Linked DNA regions of Homo sapiens: region 1 is linked to region 2. A link is an interaction called in ENCODE POLR2A ChIA-PET data of the cell type or tissue named here. Cell type or tissue: OCI-LY7. All regions are shown on one strand. Links, peaks and the distances in the headings refer to the core of each region. The heading gives the core; the rest is flanking DNA. Region 1 overlaps CARD19 (caspase recruitment domain family member 19). Region 2 has its middle 17 kb from the start of SUSD3.

Region 1 (4,392 bases), core at 143-4,142, 61 kb before region 2:
TTTACAGAAATAAAAAGGAATATAAGAGAATACTATGAACATTTGTATACCAATAAATTGGATAACGTAAATAAAATGAAAACATTCCTAAAAACACAATCTACCAAAACGGAACTGTGAAGAAATAGAAAATCTGACCAATAACTAGTAAGATTAAATCAGTAATCAAAAATGTCCCAAGAAAGAAAAGCTCAGGACCAGATAGCTTTGCTGGTTAATTCTACCATATATTTAAAGAAGAACTAATATAGCTTTGCTGGTTAATTCTACCATACATTTAAAGAAGAACTAATACCAATCCTTCTCAAACTTACAAAAAAAACTGAAGACGAGAGAACACTTCATAACTAATTCTATGAGGTCAGCTTTACCCTGATACCAAAATCAGACAAAGTCACTTCAAGAAAAGAAAACCACTTTGGGAGACAGAGGCAGAAGAGTCACTTGATGCCAGGAATTCAAGACCACACTTGGGCAATACAGCAAGACCTTGTCTCTGTGAAAAAAGAAAAATGGAAAAGAACACTACAGACCAATACTCTTTATGAATATTGATGGAAAAATTAATAAAATCCAGCAAATCAAATTCAGCAGCATATTAAAAGAAGTATACATTGATTTATTCCTGGAATACAAGGATGGTTTAACATGTACAAATCAAAAATCAATCAATGAAATATACCACATTAATAGAATGAAGGAAAAAATACATGGCCATTTCAGTTGACATAGAAAAAGCATTTGATAAATGTCATCATTCTTTCTTGATATAAATATTCAATTAATTAGGTCTAGAAGATGCTATGGTTTGAATGTGTCAACAAGCATGTATTGGAAACCTAATCCTCAAAGTAACAGTACTGAGAGATAGAACCTAATGGGAGGTATGTAGGTCATGAGGGCTCTACTGTCTTGAAGGGATTAATGCCAATTATAAAAGGGCTTGAAGTTTCAAATTTGTTTTCTTCCTCTCTTGCTCCCTCTCATTCTCTCTAGCCCTTCTGCCTTCCACCATGGGATAACACAGCAAGAAGACCCTCACCAGATGCTAGCTCCCTGATCTTGGACTTCCAAAACTCTAGAAGCATGAGCCTATAAATTTCTGCTCATTATAAATTCCCCAGTTTCAAGTGTTCTGTTATAGCAGCACAAAATGGACTAATACAGAAGGAAATTTCATCAACATGATAAAGGCCATAGAGTTGGCACTCTATCTCTGCAGTTTCCATATCCAGGGATTAAATCAACAGCAGATATAAAATATTTGGGGAAAAGCAATACAAAATAACAATACAACCAAAAAAATACAAGTTTTAAAAATACAGTACAACAACGATTTACATAGCATTTACATTGTGTTAGGTATTATAAGTAACCTAGAGATAATTTAAAATATATGGAAGGATGTGTATAGGTGCAAATATTATAGCACTTTATATAAGGGATTTGAACATCCTCAGATTATTTTGAGGGGATTCCTGGAACCATCCCACCTCATATATTGAAGGACATTTTTATATGAAAAGCCCACAGCTAACATCATACCTTAACGGTGAAAGACCGAAAGCTTCTTAAGATCAGGAACAAGATAAAGATGTCTGCTCTTACCACTTCTATTCAACATAGTACTAGCAGTCCTAACTAGAGCAATTAGGCAAAAAAAGGAAAAGGGAATAAAAGGCATCCAAATTGTAAAGGAAGAAGTAAAATTTTCTCTGTTCACAGATGACATGATTTTATATATAGAAAACCCTAAAATCTTTTTCTTTAAAGTTAGAGCTAATTAAAAGCATGCAGCAAGGTTGCAAGATATAAAATCAACACACAAAAATATTTCATCTCTACATACTAACAATGAACAATCCAAAAATTAAGAAAACAACTCAATTTATAATAGCATTGAAAAGAATAAAATACTTAGGAAAAAATTTAATCAAGAAGGCAAAAATCTTGTACACTGAAAGCCACAAAACATTGCTGCAAGCACTACCCAGAGCAATCTACAGATTCGATGCAATCCCTATCAAAATCTTAAGTGTTTTTTGCAGAAATAGAAAAACCCACCCCAAAACTCATATAGAATTTCAAGATACCTGTATAGCCAACAACAAAAATCTTAAAAAAAAAAAAAAACAACAACAGGGTTGGAGGATTCATATTTCCTGCTTTCCAAACTTAGTGTAAAAATATACAATAATGAAAACAATGTGGTACTATCATAAAGACACACATATGGGTCACTGGCATAGAATAAGAGAGTCTAGAATTAAACCCTATTTTTAATTAAAAGAGTGGAAAAAAAGAAAGTGAAAAAACAGTTCACATAAATGGAAGAAATATTTGCAATGCATATATCTCATAAGGGATTAGTATCCTTACTCCATAAAGAACTCCTACAACTGAACAGCAAAAGACACAGAGAACCCAATTCAAAAATAGGCAAAGAACTTGAATAGACATTTCTCTAAAGAAAATATACAACTAGCCATCAAGCACACAAAAAAATGCTCATCAGGCCAGGTGCAGTGGCTCACACCTGTAATCCCAGCACTTTGGGAGGCTAAGGGGAGCAGATGACCTGAGGTCACCTAAGGTCAGGGGTTCGAGACCAGCCTGGCCAACATGGAGAAACCCTGTCTCTACTAAAAATACAAAAATTAGTCGGGCATGGTGGTGCGTGCCTGTAATCCCAACTACTTGGGAGGCTGAGGCAGGAGAATTGCTTGAACCCAGGAGGTGGAAGTTGCAGTTAGCCGAGATGGCGCCACTGCACTCCAGTCTGGGAAACAGAGCGAGACTTGGTCTCAAATTAAAAAAAAAAAAAAAATGCTCATCATTAGTCATTAAGGAAATTCAAATAAAAACCACAATGAGATATCACTTCGTACTCATTAGGATAGCTATATATTAATATAACAAATGTTGGTGAGGATATGGAGAAATTCAAACTCTTTGGCATTAGTGGTGAAAATGTAAAATAGTGCAGCCACTGTGGAAAAAAACAGTATGGCAGGTCCTCAAAAATCTAAACATAGAATTATCCTGTGATGGCCGGCACGGTGGCTCACACCTGTAATCCCAGCACTTTGGGAGGCAGAGGCAGGCAGATCATGCAGTCAGGAGATCGAGACCATCCTGACTAACATGGTGAAACACAGTCTCTACTAAAAATACAAAAATTAGCTGGGTGTGATGGCGGGTACCTGTAATCCCAGCTACTTGGGAGGCTGAGGCAGGAGAATCGCTTCAACCCGGACGGTAGAGGTTGCAGTGAGCCAAGATCATGCCACTGCACTCCAGCCTGGGCGACAGTGAGACTCCGTCTCAAAAAAAAAAAAAAGAATTACCGTGTGATCCAGAAATTCTACTTCTAGGTATGTACCCTAGAAAACAAAAAGCAGGAACTCAGTCGAGGGTGGTGGCTCACACCTGTCATCCCAGCACTTTGGGAGGCTGAGGTGGGCAGATCGCTTGGGGTCAGAAGCTCAAGACCAGCATGGCCAACATGGCGAAGCCCCGTCTCTACTAAAAATACAAAAAGCTAGCCAGGCGTGGTGGCACTCGCCTGTAGTGCCAGCTACTCAGGGGGCTGAGGCACGAGAATCACTTGAACCCAGGAGGCGGAGGTTGCACTAAGCCAAGATCACACCACTGTACTCCAGCCTGGGCAACAAAGTGAGACTCTGTCTCAAATAAATAAATAAATAAATAAATAAATGCAGGAACTCAAATGGATACTTGCACACTGGTTTTCATAGCAGCACTATTCAAAATAGCCAAAAGATGGAAATAGTGCAAATGTTCACCAAAAGACGAATGAATTATCAAAATGTGGTATATACCTATGTACAATGGAATATTACTCAGCCCTAAAAAGGAAGGAAATTATGATACGTGGATGTTACAACATGGACGAACCTTGAAAACATTATGCTAAGTGCAATAAACAAGGCACAAACGGACAAATATTATATGATTCCAATTATATGAAGTACTTAGAGGGGTCAAATTCATAGAGACAGAAAATAGAATACAGATTACCAGGAGGTGTGGGCAGAAGGAGAAAGGGGAGTTATTGTTTAACGGGTACAAAATTTCTGTTTGGGATGATAAAGAAGTTCTGGAAATGGCCAGTGGTGATGACTACACAACACTGTGAGTGTATTTAGTATCACTGAAGTGTACACTGAAAAAATGGGTAAGAAGGTAAATGTTATGTTTCCATATATTTTCTCACAAAAAATGTAAATGGATAAATAAACTCTGGTTTATCCATACAACGAATATTATTCAGTGCTAAAAAGAAATGAAGGCTGGGCGCGGTGGCTCACGCCTGTCATCCCAGCACTTTGGGAGGCCAAGGCAGGTGAATCGTTTAACCTGGGAGGCGGA
Region 2 (4,392 bases), core at 327-4,326:
CAGGTTCTACCCATTATTCAACTTGAAAGCTACTTTTGTATTTTCAAAAATTTGTCACAGCAGCACCTCACTTCCTGGTACAAAATCTGTATTAGTTTTCTAGGGCTACTGTACAAATTAATTCTCTCACAGTTCTGGAGGCCAGGAGTCTAAAATCAAGGTGTTGGTAGGGCCAAGACCGTTTTGAATGCTCTAGGGGAGGAGGATCCTTCCTTGCCTCTTCCTAGTCTCTGGTGACTCCCAGAAATCCTTGATATTCTTTGGCTTGTAGAGGCATCACTCTACTCTCTGCCTCTGCTGTCCCATGGCCTTCTTCCCTGAGTGTATCTCTCCTCTTCTTTTTTTTTTTTTTTTTTTTTGAGACAGAGTCTTGCTCTGTTGCCCAGGCTGGAGTGCAGTGGTGCAATCTTGGCTCATTGCAACCTCCACTTCCTGGGTTCAAACGATTCTCTTGCCTCAGCCTCCCGAGTAGCTGGGACTACAGCCATGCACCACCACACCAGTTAATTTTTGTATTTTTAGTACAGATGGGGTTTCACCATGCTGGGCAGGCTGGTCTCGATCTCCTGACCTCATGATCCACCCCACCCCCCCCGGCCTCCCAAAGTGCTGGGATTACAGGTGTGAACCACTGCACCCGGCCCTCTCCTCTTCTTATAGGGGCAAAAATCATTGGATTTAGGGCCTTTCCTAATCCAATATGGCTGTTATAACTCTCATTCATATTAATGCTGCCTCAGCATCCATCTTGTCCTGTCCCTGGCTTGTCACACCTGACGTACATATTTTGACACAGTCTCCATGCAGTTCCTGTTTTTGCATTTTGGATAGATAAGGTCTCATACTTTGTACTGCAGGGTCACCTTACTTCTGCTTTAAGTCTGGTGAACTTGACAGTGTAGCCAAGTTCCAGTGCTTACCCTCACACTCCCTTTAAATCAACCAATGAGCCCCTGACTCGGGAAACGCACGTAGGTAACACCCTGGACCCCAGTAAAGACTTTGGCCCCCAGATCCCTCTCTTTTTCTCCTTACCTGCTGCTGAGCACATATGTCCCAGACGTCCCCTCCCCTTCCCATGGGCCTTGTGAACCATGCTGCCCTCTGCTCCCTGGGCTTTGTGAATTAGAAACTCAATCCTTTTGCCATTTTGGTCTGAGGTCCCCCACTGACTAAACCGAACCTAACCTAAATGCCTCACTTAAGTCACAAACAGTGACCTCATCTTAATTTAATGAATTGCATCTTATTTCCAAATCAGGCCATGTGCTGAGGTTCTGGATGGACATGAATTTGGAGGTGACATTATTCAACACACTGTACCTTGAAAGGCTTTCAGCCTTTCTCTGCCTCAATCTCCACTCCCCTATTCGGTTTCCTAGATCACTTCCCAAATAAACTCCTTGCATTGAAATCTACATAGCAGGGCCTGCTACTAGGAGAACACGCCTAAGGCATGGCCTCCCCATGCTGAGCTGCACGGTCCTTCTCTCCATGCAGGTGAGGGCAGTAGCCCTTTCCTGTGAGGTTTTGTTGAGGGCAGAGGAGAGAATCCTGTTGTCTCACAGAGCAAAATATTCATTTCATGACTCCGGGAAGAGGGGTGCTTTGAGACTATACCCCAATATAATTTTTCTTTTCTTGTTTTTTTTTTTTTGTTTGTTTTTTTTTTTTTTTGAGACGGAGTCTTACTCTGTCGCCAGGCTGGAGTGCAGTGGTGTGATCTCGGCTAACTGCAACCTCTGCCTCCCAGGTTCAAGTGATTCTCCTGCCTCAGCCTCTTGAGTAGCTGGGACTACAGGCGCATGCCATCATACCCAGCTAATTTTTGTATTTTTAGTAGAGATGAGGTTGTTTCACCATGTTGGCCAGAATGGTGTTGATTTCTTGACCTCATGATCCGCCTGCCTTGGCCTCCCAAAGTGCTTTACAGGCGTGAGCCACCGCACCCGGCCATGATTTTTCTTAAATGTGAATGGGCTATTCAGGTGTCAGCAGTTTTTCAATGTCTCTTTGGGACAGATGTTGTTGGAAGGGGTGGATCTTTTTTTTTTTTTTTTCTGAGATGGAGTCTTGCTTTGTTGCCCAGACTGGAGTGCAGTGGTGCAATCTCGGCTCACTGCAACCTCCACCTCCTGTGTTCAAGCAATTCTCCTGCCTCGGCCTCCTGAGTAGCTGGGATTATAGGCATCCACCACCACGCCTGGATGATGTTTTTGTGTTTTTAGTAGAGATGAGATTTCACCACGTTGGCCAGGCTGGTCTCAAACTCCTGACCTCAGGTGATCCGCCTGCCTTGGCCTCCCAAAGTGCTGGGATTACAGGCGTGAGCCACCATGCCTGGCTGGGGGTGAATAATTTACGTGAGTTTTGATAAGGTAAAGGGAAAGCCAAGCTTCCTTTCTGAGATGGAGATTCATGAGGAAGTTTTGTGTAGAATTTATAGTGGACAGCACTGGGGCACTGAAGACTGAGCTCTCCAAGGGGGCCAGGCCTGGCCCCGGCAGAAAAGAGGAAGAGATGCTATAAGCCTGGATGCTGGGTGGGGGAAATATGGCCAAGGCAGGAATTTTGGAGAGCAGAGGCTGATCCCTGCAACACAGTGGCTGGGTGGACAAGGACAGCAGTTGGCAGAAAACCTGACTCCACGTGAAATTTATTGACTCATGTAACTACTCTAGATGAAACCAGAGATCTGACTTCCTCCAACCTCTGTTTGGGCCTCATTGGGAGGCTCTTCCAGTTCCAAGATGGCTGCCCAAGCTCAGCAGCCAGGCTCCCTCCTGCCATCAAGGGGTGGGGAGGCCATCTTGGGTCATGTGACCATGCAGACCAATCACTGTGGCCAAGGGAATGAGGATGCTGATTGGCTTGGGTCAAGTCACGGGATCCCAAGAGGTGGAGTCTGCTTCCTGAAACACCTTGACTTTCCAGAAATTCGGGGCTCAGCTGACACACACCCAGCCTCTAGCTCTTTCTCTCTTAGGTGATGATACCCATTGCTGTCCCCAAGCCTCCAGGGCACAGCCTTGTGTTTGCCCCACCCTGGCTAGACAGGGAGGGTTGAGTCCAGCCTGGGGCCAGTACTGGGCATCCGTCAACCAGGGTGGGAGGAGGCCCCAAGGGAGCAAGGACAGACGCGTGGAAGTGGGCAGGCTGCTGCCGTCAGGGACCCCGGGAACACTCACGTCCAAGGCAGCACTAAGGCCTGCACCTCCTGTGGCCCAGCTGGAAGGGGCCTTAGTACACAAGGGGTTCAAGGGCCATGGAGCCTGACAGCTGGGAGATGGCATGTAGCTGCTGTCCGACCACACAGTTGTCATCCTGGCTAAGCTGCAGCCTTCTGGAGGCTTGTGGGAGCCTCTGTCAGAGCTTCCCACCTAGGAGCAGGGCACCAAGCCCAGAAATCCACCAAGGCAGTGTGAGGAGAGCAGGGTAGGCCCTGGGGCTGGGCGGCCCAAGCGGCTGCTTTCCAGGATAGAATGTATAGAATGTGGGGTGCGGGCCTGGCTGCTCCCCGACGGCCTGCCCTGCCTCCCTTTTTGGCCCACCCAGACCTCCAGGTTTATCTAACAACCCTGGAACTGAGGGAGGAACCCTGGAGGTAGACTGGAGGTACACTGGAGCCCGTGGCTTCCAGTGGCTCCCTTTCCCCAACCTCAGTTTTCTCCCCAGTAAATGGAGAGGAATCCTTCACCCATAGTAACGATGTGAATGATGTTGTGGGCAGGGAGCAGCCTGGCCTCTTGTCGCAGCCAGCTGCTGCAGGGACCACCAGGTGCCCCTGGGGAACCATGACTGCTTCAATCTGGCGCGAGAGGGAGGTCCTGAGGGGAAGGGTGGAGGGGCCTGGACCATACCTGCCCAGTGCCAGGCGCTGCCTGCATGGACATAGTGTTTCAGCTTCAGAGCCAACCGCCGCTGGCCCTGCCTACTGAGGCCCAGAAAGTACGGTGTCTTGGGGTGGGTGCCTGAAGGAATGGGCTGTGGGGTCATGATGCAGCCACCCCCAGGCACCGGCTGGGCCCAAAGCTCTCCCTGGATGTCCCTGGAGGGATCGTCCAGAGGGAGTTTGTTGGCAGAAACAGAGCAAGCAACCCCGAGGGGAGGTGAGCCCACCCTTCTTCCTGCACACTCACTGCCAGAACTGGCTGCTCAGAGGGGCTTGGATTCTGGGAAGTGGGAGATGCTCCTGGGGCAGCTGGTGATAAGACAGAGTTCTGGAGGCCCCCATGGCTGCAGGGAGGGCAGGGCTGGGACCACCCGAAGGCCTGGGCTCTGGCCTCTGGGGTAAGTCGCCCTCTTAGGCTGGGGCTTGTGGGGGCTAGTGGCTTTTCAGAGGCCCTGTCCTACTGCAGATCCTGCTGCCTCCGTGGGACGGTGGGAGGCAGG

Evidence for each region. ChIA-PET counts read pairs that join two places held together with the same protein. Peaks named below come from ENCODE experiments on the same cell type or tissue, not always from the same donor. Only the 100,000 strongest peaks of a DNase experiment are listed, where the experiment ranks them.
Region 1: POLR2A ChIA-PET joins it to region 2 with 9 read pairs; 15 of 35 experiments call an interaction of 5 or more read pairs at or near these places.

Annotation. Positions count from the first base shown.
Region 1 is chr9:93,100,394-93,104,785 of GRCh38, reverse strand. All of the region lies in intron 1 of CARD19 (caspase recruitment domain family member 19), which reads right to left. Among named protein-coding and RNA genes, the nearest start is that of CARD19, 6.4 kb to the right of the region's middle. In OCI-LY7, for the core only: no CTCF peak of the experiment used is centred there; no DNase peak of the experiment used is centred there.
Region 2 is chr9:93,039,715-93,044,106 of GRCh38, reverse strand. No RefSeq gene overlaps it. Among named protein-coding and RNA genes, the nearest start is that of SUSD3, 17 kb to the left of the region's middle. In OCI-LY7, for the core only: no CTCF peak of the experiment used is centred there; a DNase peak (open chromatin) is centred at 2,816.